2 separate regions of the Homo sapiens genome follow, and region 1 is linked to region 2. Evidence: chromatin loops called from intact Hi-C (ENCODE). Cell type or tissue: Caco-2. All regions are shown on one strand. Each heading gives the region's core, and the rest is flanking DNA. Links, peaks and the distances in the headings are about the cores only. Region 1 has its middle 30 kb from the start of MIR8059. Region 2 overlaps LUC7L3 (LUC7 like 3 pre-mRNA splicing factor).

Region 1 (5,308 bases), core at 309-5,308, 65 kb after region 2:
GGCAAGAGAGGTAGAGACAGAGAGAGAAAGGGGCCAACTTCATCCTGTTATAAGGAACTCACTCCCACTGAGATAACAGCATTAGCTCTTTCTTGAGGGCAGAACTTCCTGGCATAATCACGTCTCATTAGGCCCTACCTCAACACTGTTGCATTGGGGATTAAGTTTCCAACACATGTTTTTGGGAGTACACATTCAAACCACAGTGAGAAGAAACTCTAGATACGTATGTATACATACATACATAAATATATGTACTTTTTTTTGAGACAGGGTCTCACTCTGTCACCCAGGCTGGAGTGCAGTGGGGGTGATCATAGCTCGCTGCAGCCTCAGCTTCCTGGGTTCAGGCAATTCTCCCACCTCAGCCTCCTGAGTAGCTGATACTACTGGCATGCACGCCACCACACCTGGCTGGTTTTTTTTGTTTTGTTTTGTTTTGTAGAGATGAAGTCTCACTATGTTGACCAGGCTGGTCTCAAACCCCTGGGCCCAAGGTCCACCCACCTCAGCCTCCCCAGGTGCTAGGGTTACATGCATGAGCCACTGAGCTCAGCCAAACACTATATATATATAATATAAAAATATATATGTACAGAGGCAAAGGCTTAAAAAATAATTTAAAAAGTATATCTATATTTTTCCCAAACTAAAAAGGATGTGTCAATTGAGGCCAAGAGGATGCAAACAATCCAAAGACCAAAAGCCTATTATTTAATTAACTTCCTTTCTTTGCTTGTTAGATGAGATTTGGATTTGATGTGTCTGTTTTCTTGGCCCTGGTCTGCTCATGAAAGCCTTCTACAGGGGGAAGCTGTGGGCAGGTTCCTATAGCGACTCTTTGGGAGAACTCTCACAGGGCTGAGTAATTGCTTAGTTCTGCCTGCTTCGTTCCCTTCTGCTTCATAGGTACTACAAAATAGTTGTTGTCCACAGTGGTGAGCCCCGCAGTGAGTGAAAACAAGTTCTGGAAGTTCAGTGTGCTGTCTTGGCACTGGTCCATGTCCTTCATTGTTATGTCTGCAGCCAGAGGGTCTTTTTGATTCTCCAAAAATCCAAGGAACTCCTTTCCCATGAGTACTTTCAGGCCCTCCTTCATTAAGTAGCCTTTATCCCCGGCAAATCTGTGAAACGTAAACAACACGGTTTCCATGGTGTGTTCCATTGGACTGGGGTTGTTCGTGAGATCTGTTGAAACCTTGGCTGGAGGTGCGTTGTGGGCGCTTGGCAAGCTGGGCCTCAGGGCCCCTCGGGAAGGAGCAGTATTAAGAACTTGTTTTGCTATCTCAAGGACAAAAAAACAAACACCGCATGTTCTCACTCATAGGTGGGAATTGAACAATGAGAACACTTGGACACAGGAAGGGGAACATCACACACCGGAGCCTGTTGTGGGGTGGGGGGAGGGGGGAGGGATAGCATTAGGAGATATACCTAATGTAAATGACGAGTTAATGGGTGCAGCACACCAGCATGGCACATGTATACATATGTAACAAACCTGCACGTTGTGCACATGTACCCTAGAACTTAAAGTATTAAAAAAAAAAAAAAGAACTTGTTTTGCAAAGGAGCCCTGGGTCAGGCACAGGGTCTGAGGCTGGCCTTGTGAGGGCCCCTTTCCTTGTGGGGACAGGCCACCACACCACACGGCAGATGCAGCTCAGGGCAAGATGCAAGGTGGCAGGACCCAGGAGAGATGCTCAGTCCAAAGTGGAGCGGTGTTCAGGGGCTCTGGGCTGGGAGATTTACGTGGGGGTCTTAACTTCTTGAAGTCATGAACCCCTCTGAGAACAAGGCAAGAGCTAAGGCTTGAGAGCAATGTAGGCAGCCGTACGCGCTATTTCACTCCAGCCTCGGGGCTCTCATGGACCTCCTGAGGCTGGCCCGTGGGACCCAGGGAAAGAGCCTCGGCCTTGCAGAGTCTCTTACAACCTTGACTAGCTGCCTCCCACAACCCTGCTGGGATCACTACCTTACAAAGGAGGAAATAGATGCCATGTAGAACTTGCTTGGAGTCACACAGCTACAAGTGTGACGCCTGAATTTGAAGGCAGGTGTGTCTGACTGTCCTGTTCCCTTAGCGGTTCAGCACGGGGCCTCTTCAGCCGTCCCAAGGCATCCCCAACACAGAAGGCGTCTAGGGAAGGGGTCAGGGGAGGGTTCAGGGAGGAGGGGATGTCTGGGCTCAGCAGGTGGCATGGCCATGGGAGCCTCAGGGCTAGGGAGAACCCAAGGCTGGGAGAGAGGCAGGGCCTTGCTCAGGACGTGGCAGAGACAGGGGTGAGCTCAGGCGGAAGCCCGAGCTGTCAGGCAGCCCTGAGTGGCCGGAGCGGAGTGGTGGACCCAGGAGTGGGGAGACGCCTCATCCAGCAGCCCACGGTCTGTTTCCTTCTACCCCTGGATCAGGAGAGAGCAGGAGGCCTGACGTTAGCTAGACTTCCCTCTGCCTAGCATTGTCATTACTCAGCCTTTGCTTTTCTTGGCCTCACAAGCAAGGCTGGGGACAGGAACGAATATGACAGTGTCTCAATCACCATAGGGAGTCAGAGGCATTTCCCTCTAATCTGAGGCCTCCCCGTCTGAGGCCCTGTGTATTTGCTTCTAGAGCTGCCTTAACTAAGTACCACACACTAGGCAGCTGCAAACAACAGAAGGGTATTGCTTCACGGTTCTGGAGGCCAGGAGTCTGGAATTCAGGTGTGGACGGGCCTGCTCCCTCCAAGCCTGGAGGGGGAAGACTTCTTGCCTCTTTTCTGGCTTCCGGTGGTTGCCAGTCCTCCTGGCAGGCCCAGACTTGCGGCTGCCTCCCCGAAGTCTCCGCGTCTTCTTTCTTTCACACAGAGCAGGAGCATATGTCTGTCTCTCTGTCTCTTCTCTTCTTTCATAAGGACACTAGTCCTATTGGATTAAGAACCCACCCTACACTCCAGTATGACCTCACCTTTGCTAATTTCATCTGCAACAATCCTATTTTCAAATACGTCACATTCTGAGATACTAGGGGTTAGGTCTTGAGCATATCTTGTGATAGGAACATGGTCCTACCCATAACACCCTGTGGGGTAATTTACCTTTCCCTAAGAAGCTCTGACCCTGAACACCCTTGGACTGTGGCATCCCCACCCTCACACCGGCCTGCAGCAACCGCCGACCTGGCAGAGCCAGGAGCTGTGGGGGCTTTCACAGCCCATGCCTGGGTGACCAAATCCAGCTCCTACCACCAGAACCTTCCTTCCAGGGCGGCTTGTGAGTGGTGCCATGCTGGGAACACGCAGCACGCAGCTTAGGGCACCGGCTGCTGCCACCAGCCTCCGGTTAATCTCCTCCAGCCTCAGCAAGAATGCAGCGGTGACAGGGGCTCTCAGGAAGGCAGGGAAGGAGGGGAGACCTGGTGCTTTTCTTTCAAGTGGAGAATTCTCCCCACAGATCTGCTCCAAGGTGTTAGCAGGGAGGGAGGGAGCCAGGTTTCCAGCCTGGGCTTCCTGACCAACAGTCCCTGGCCAGCCACTGGGCCCTGGTGGAGGCGGCTGTGAGGCTGGGGTCAGGGAGGGGTGCAAAGCCCGCTCAGCTCTGGGCCAGGTTTCCAGCAGGAGGACCTAAGACAGCACTGAGTCAGCTCAAGCCCACCTCAGAGTCAGGCTGGCTTGGTCATTAATTCCCTCCTTTGCTCCACCAACATTCACCCAGTACTTATTACATAGCAGGGGCATGCGGACCGGGAGACCAAAGCAAAACAACAGGAGAGATGCTGAGGTCAGCCACACTCAGAGGAGGGGGCTTGGGGAAGGGCCCTGGATCTGGTTTGGAGAGGCAGGGAGCATTCTCCAGTGGGGACATGTTCCAGGTAGAGTGCATGCAAGTCAAAGGAACCGAGACCTGGAGACCCTGGGGCTCTCCGAGGGTGCCAGTCATCCCTCAGGAATGGGATGAGCCCCGATGCCAGGAAGGGCAAGCGCTGAGGCCAAGGACACAGGCAGGAGTCAGACGACACGGCGTCTGTACCAGGGAGCTTGGGTTTAATCTTCTGAGCCACGGGACGGCACTGATGGGTTTTAAGCCGTGTAAAGACTTGATCCAATTTGTGAATTGGATCATCCTGGCTGCAGTGGGCAAGCTGCTGGGGTGCCAGGAATTGTTTGGAAGTCATTGGTCCAACACATGGCAGTGGTGTGACCACCTGGGAGAATGACCCCGCAGAGCAGACAAGTGGCCCAGGACGCACCTTTCGGAATGTCAGCATGGGGAGGGAAGGCCGGGAAGAGGAGCTGGTCAGAGAGAGTGTATAAGTGGCTGGAAGAGATAGAAAGTGGCCTTCAGAAGGCAGGCGGAGGATGGTTAGGGAAGATGGGATTGTCAGTAGCATCAGATGCAGCCAAGAAGTCAAGTGATGCAAGAACTGAATGTATCATTGGCTTTGGTGATTGGGAGGTGGCCTCCGTGAGTGCAGCGTGAAGGAGGTCGAAGCCAGCGGGCTTGCCACAGGCTGACAGGCAGCTGGAAACTTGTTCCTTGTGCACAGCAGTTATGAAGGCTGGGGAGCAGCCTTCTTAGAGGAGGAGGAGGAAGAGGAGGAAGAGGAGAAGGAGGAAGAGGAGGAGGAGGAGGAGGGGGAAGAGCTGCTCCTGATCAAGTTCCCTTGGGCATTGCTGGCTGAGCAGGAGCTTCAGCTTGCAGCTGCTTTGGGACCATTCACCCTGGATGGAAGCCTGAGTGAATCATTACCCCCAGGGTCTAAGGTGCTGCATTGTAGCAGCAAAGAGCCCCCATTATAACAGCACTCGGCTGATGGCCTACTGCACGCCAGGCACTGAGCCAGGGCTTTGTGCACACTATTTCATCGAGTCCTGCACAGGGGCATTATAGCCTGGGTGCTGAGGTTCAGAGAGAGGTAAGTGACTTAAGCAAGAAGCTCTGCTAGTCAGTAGCAGAGAAGAGATGTGAAGCCAGGACGACCTGAACCCGAGGCTGTTTCAGCTTCATCCTGCTGTTGTCCTAACTCCTGGGAGATATGGCTGAGAAGTTCTCTTTGGTCCTTGGCTGTTGGGTGGTAAGTGGTGGACAGGTGGCCATGCTTATCCAACCTGGGCCAGGAACTGGACTTCAGGTGGCTGGATCATTCATGGAGAGAGCGGCAGTGGCTAGGGTTGGCATGAGTCAAGGTAACAAATGGCCGATGCTGTCTTCTTGAGGGGTTCTCTGCTCTCAGGGTGGTGGTAGAACCGTGGAGGCAGTGGGATGCAGGTACCAGGGGGTTCACCTGGAATGAAATCCTTAGCCCTGGGACCCTAGATGGGCTCTCGGTCTG
Region 2 (5,343 bases), core at 344-5,343:
GTTAGCCCACAGACAGGCATGTGTTATTTGGTTTACACAGTGCCTAAAAACATTTAAAATAATAATGTGCAGCGGACAGGTCTACGGAAACCTACCCCCAGAGTCTGAAGAAGCTGAGAGGCCAAAGAAAGAGGCTGACAAATCCAGTGTCTTGGAAACATGTAATAGGGACCTACGAACAGAAGCCAGGTCTGTGTCTTGGGCAGCTGCTGGCGTCAAGACAAGATGTCATATCCCCAGACCCAGGGCTTATATGCCATAGGGAAAGGGTATCTGTGCTTCAGAAGGCATGTGTAGGATAATTACTTATGGGCAGGATTTATGTTAAGTACAAAATCATCGAAATTGTTTTGACCTAAGGGCAGGATTTACAGTAAGTACATGTTCTTAACACAAGGAACAGTAGATAAAGTAGAAATCTTAGGGGCATTCCTGGAATTGGAGTTAATCGGAAGTCAGCCTGGCACTTTAACACCCAAGATGGAGTTGCTTTCGCTTTTACATACAGGCTAACACCTTTTTCTTCCAATTTAGCAAATGTACACAGTTTAATCTTTACAATCCCACTATAAGAAATTTATTACCTCCTTATTTATTTGAGTCTTGCCCTTTTCACCCAGGCTGAAGTGCAGTGGCATGATCACCACTCACTGCAGCCTCAACCTCCTGGGCTCCAACGACCCTTCCACCCTAGCCACCCAAGTAGCTGGGACTACAGGTGTGTGACACCATACCTGGCTAATTTTTTTCATTCTTTTTTTTTTTTTTTTTTAGAGACAAGGTCTTACTATGTTGCCCAGGCTAGGCTCAAATGATCCTCCTGCTTTGGCCTCCCAAAATGCTGGGATTACAGGCATAAGCCACTGGGCCCAGCCTATCTCCTTTTTTAATACTATGAAGAAACCAAGGCAGAATTACGACCTCTGGTTCTTTTTCTTTTTTTCTTTTTTAGACAGGTTGCGTTCTGTCACCCTAGCTGGAGTGCAGCGGTGTGATCACAGCACACTGCCACCTCCACCTTTGAGGCTCAAGCAGTCCTCCCATCTCAACCTCCCAAAGTGCTGGGATTACAGGCATGAGCCCCGCCAGGTACCCCTGGTTCTTTAGCAGATAAGCAACGGCGAAGATTCATTGTGCTGTGTTGCAGTGTACCAATTTCACATGCTTGAGAGTCAGGAGGGACTGTAGAGATGTGTTTATTCGTTTTTTTGTTTTTTAATGGTGAACCTTTCTGAGGATCATAGACGTTGTGTCTTACCTACCTTAAACTTACGAAACACTTAAATTGGTCATGAGGCTGTTAGAAGTCCTATTGAAAACAATAAAATTAATCTTTAGATAGAATAATCTCCAAAACCCTAGAATATATTACTGTAAAAATGGGAAATAGAAATGAAATGTTTATAAGTAAAGATAAAATTCACAGTAATAGTAAAACTTTGTTTTTTTTTTTTTGAGACAGAGTCTCGCTCTATCACCCGGTGGTGCGATCTCTGCTCACTGCAAGCTCCGCCTCCTGGGTTCACATCATTCTCCTGCCTCAGCCTCCTGAGTGGCTGGGACTACAGGCACCTGCCACCACGCCTGGCTAGTTTTTTTTTTTTTTTTTTTTTGAGACAGAGTCTCCCTCTGTCGCCCAGGCTGGAGTGCAGTGGCGCCATCTTGGCTCACTGCAAGCTCCGCCTCCTGTGTTCACGCCATTCTCCTGCCTCAGCCTCCCGAGTAGCTGGGACTACAGGCGGCCGCTACCACGCCTGGCTAATTTTTTGTATTTTTAGTAGAGACGGGGTTTCACCGTGTTAGCCAGGATGATCTCAATCTCCTGACCTCGTGATCCGCACGCCTCAGCCTCCCAAAGTGCTGGGATTACAGGCGTGCAGCCAGTTCACAGTAATAGTAAGACTTTTCATGTGTGTGAGGATGGCACACAAAATTTAGTTTTTAAATTATTTTATAACCATACAGTTTATGGCTATAAATAATAGATTCTGGCAATAACTTTTACTAAATATAGTTGTGTGAAATTTTTGAGTCTTCAAAACAGGGTTAATATAATTGAAAGGTTAGGTCACAGTAAAAGTGGCATAATTGTTGCCACATCCTCCCTCCCCCAAATAAACTCTCAAAGAAATGTTTATAAAAATCGAGTATTGGCATTGGTATTTTACTGTGTTGCATTTAAAGTGAACACAAAGTTGAACAAAATGGATGTTTTAAGAATTAGAAAATCATATGGCATCACAAGCAGTGGAACTTCAGAAATAATTTTTAAAAACATTAGCTTTAGATAGCATATAGTCTTTTTAAAATAAACTATTTGTGACAACAATGTTTAAGTTACAAAGAATAATCTTTTTTAAAACTTTTTTTTTTTTTTTGAGATGGAGTTTCTTTCTTGCTGCCCAGGCTAGAGTGCAATGGCCTAATCTCAGCTCACCGCAACCTCCGCCTCCCAGGTTCAAGCAATTCTCCTGCCTCAGCCTCCCGAGTAGTTGGGATTATAGGCATGCGCCACCATGCCTGGCTAATTTTGTATTTTTAGTAGAGACGGGGTTTCTCCATGTTGGTCATGCTGGTCTCAAACTCCCGACCTCAGGTGATCCTCCCGCCTTGGCCTCCCAAAGTGCTGGGATTACAGGTGTGAGCCACTGTGCCCAGCCTTTAAAACTTTTATTATGTTCTTAGAGACGAGTTGTCACTTAATGTTGCCAGGGCCTGGAGTACAGTGGCTGTTCACAGGTGTGGTCCTAGCACACTACAGCCTCAAACTCCTGGGCTCAACTAATCTTCCTGCCTTAGCCTCCCAAGTAGCTGGCACTACAGGCCTGCACCACTGTGCCCAGCTGCAAAGAATAATCTTAAAAATCAAGTATAATAACTTGGAAAGAAAACAGTAGAAAGATACTAAGACATAAAGCTGTATCAGAGTAATATTGGCATAAAACTAGTGGCTTGCCTAGCTTAAACTTATGGAACAATAGTTTTAAATTGGTCATGAGGCCATTAGAAGTCCTATTGAAAACAATAAAATGAGTCTTTAGAAAGAATCTCTCCAAAACCCTAGAATGTATTATTGTAAAAATGGGAAATATAAATGAAATTTTTATAAGTAAAGATAAAATTCACAGTAATAGTAAAACTTTCACGTCTGAGCGCGGTGAGGCCTGTAATCCTAGCACTTTCGGAGGCCGAGGCAGGCAGATCACCTAAGGTTGGGAGTTCGAGACCAGCCTAACCAACATGGAGAAACCCCATCTCTACTAAAAATTCAAAATTGGCCGGGTGTGGTGGCGCATGCCTGTAATCCCAGCTACTTGGGAGGCTGAGGCAGGAGAATGGCCTGAGCCCAGGAGGGAGAGGTTGCGGTGAGCCAAGATCATACCATTGCACTCCAGCCAGGGCAACAAGAGCGAAACTCTGTCTCAAAAAAAAAAAAAAAGAAAAAAAAAACTTTCGTGTCTGTGAGGTTGTTTAAACATGAATATTTAGATATGTTTTATGACTTTAATCCTGGATGCAGCTTATGGAACCACATTGCTTCAAATGAGTGTAAAGCCGTTGAGGAAAAAAAAGGCCTATTTCAGATTTAGCACCCAGTCCTGTCTAGAAAGAACTTTCAGGTTTAAATTTAACACTGCCTTTTTTTCATTTCCTTTCCCTTTTCCTTTTCGTTTTCCTTTTGCCTTTCCTTTCTTTTTCTTTTTCTTTTTTTCAAGACAGGGTGTGATAGTGTTGCCCAGGCTGGAGTGCAGTAAATAGCACAATCATGGCTCATTGCAGCCTCGACCTCCCAGGCTCAAGCAATCCTTCTGCCTCAGCCTCCTGGGTAGCTGGGACTGTGCCACCATGCCTGGCTACTTTCTGTATTTTTTATAGACATGGGGTTTTGCCATGTTGCCCAAGCCGGTCTCAAATTCCTGGGCTAAAGTTATCCTCCTGCCTTGGCCTCCTAATGTGTTGGGATTACAGGTGTGAGCCACCATGCCTGACCAACGCTGCCTTTTCTTTTCATGTGTTATAGTTGTGCATTAATAATCTCCCCAGAGCTGGGCACAGTGGTTCACACCTGTAATCCCAGCACGTTGGGAGGCCAAGACGGGCAAATCACTTGAGGTCAGGAGTTCGAGACCAGCCTGACCAACATGGTGAAACCCTGTCTGTACTAAAAATACAAAAACTAGCTGGGCATGGTGGCACATACCTGTAATTCCAGCTACTTTGGAGACTGAGGCAGAACAATTGCTTGAACCTGGGAGGCGGAGCTTGCAGTGGGCTGAGATGGTGCCACTGTGCTCTAGCCTGGGCAACAGAGTGAGTGAGACTCTGTTTCAAAAAAATATATAGTAATAATCCACCTAGTAACAGTGAAGTTTTGTGTGAAGGAAAGGTGATATTTTGGAATTTTGATTTACATGGTTTGATTTGTAGTGTTATAAAATTAAATTTGGGATAGAGCAGTTTTGGAATATATCTGAAGGAGTTACAAAAGTACCAGTGGGAGAGAATTAAACATTGGTTTTATGTTAATAGTTTTTCCCCATACTGTGGGAACCCACCAAGAGAATTGCTTGGAGCCAGGAGTTTGAGACCAACCTGGGCAATGTAGCAAGTCCCCATCTTTCCAAAATATTTTAAAACATTTGCCAGGCATGGTGCTTGCACCTGTAGTTGTAGTTACTTGGGAGGCTGATGTGTTAAGGATCTTCTAAGCAAAAAGATGGTGCCAAATTGCTTTAAATGAGTGTTAACTGTGATTTAGATGGTTATTTCCAAATCCTAATTTGTAAATAGGCCCTAATCTATGAAAGAGATGAAATGATAAGAATAGCGTAAGAGTTTTTAAAAATATAAAAATTGCCCTTTATTTTGGGATGTCTTTCCCATATTTGTTTTTGCTACTGGGGGGTCAGCAGGTGATGATTAAAAATAGATAAAGAAAATACTAGTAATACGAGTACTGCAGATTTATTCTTTTATCGAAATTCAGGAGTCTGAAAATCACTAATTTACCTAATATGATTCAACAAATGAAATTCTTACATTGGTTGAAACATACATACCTCAAGAAATGAGAAAATAGTTATTTGGCACCTTTCTCCAATAAAGTTTTAAAACCAAGCAATTTTTTAAGTACCTTTGTTTTTCTTTACTAGGTTTGTAAATATTATCTCTGTGGTTTTTGTCCTGCGGAATTGTTCACAAATACACGTTCTGATCTTGGTAAGTGAATTTTCTGTGTAACTTTTATCAAATTTATGATATTTAAAATGTTGAATAGGAGTGGTGAAAGGAAAAAAACTGATTATAATTCTGTGAAGTTTTTTCTTAAAGATTTGCTAATAA

The links. Hi-C counts contacts between places; a loop is a spot of excess contacts. Peaks named below come from ENCODE experiments on the same cell type or tissue, not always from the same donor. Only the 100,000 strongest peaks of a DNase experiment are listed, where the experiment ranks them.
Region 1: a loop joins it to region 2, with 3 times the contacts of the local background. A loop is called at or near these places in 1 of 110 quality-filtered maps.

The regions. Positions count from the first base shown.
Region 1 is chr17:50,796,476-50,801,783 of GRCh38, forward strand. No RefSeq gene overlaps it. Among named protein-coding and RNA genes, the nearest start is that of MIR8059, 30 kb to the left of the region's middle. RefSeq lists enhancers at 2,110-2,660, 2,661-3,211, 3,212-3,761. In Caco-2, for the core only: no CTCF peak of the experiment used is centred there; a DNase peak (open chromatin) is centred at 2,671.
Region 2 is chr17:50,731,807-50,737,149 of GRCh38, forward strand. It overlaps LUC7L3 (LUC7 like 3 pre-mRNA splicing factor), which reads left to right. Exons shown (of 10, transcript NM_016424.5): 2 at 5,154-5,220. Among named protein-coding and RNA genes, the nearest start is that of LUC7L3, 15 kb to the left of the region's middle. In Caco-2, for the core only: no CTCF peak of the experiment used is centred there; no DNase peak of the experiment used is centred there.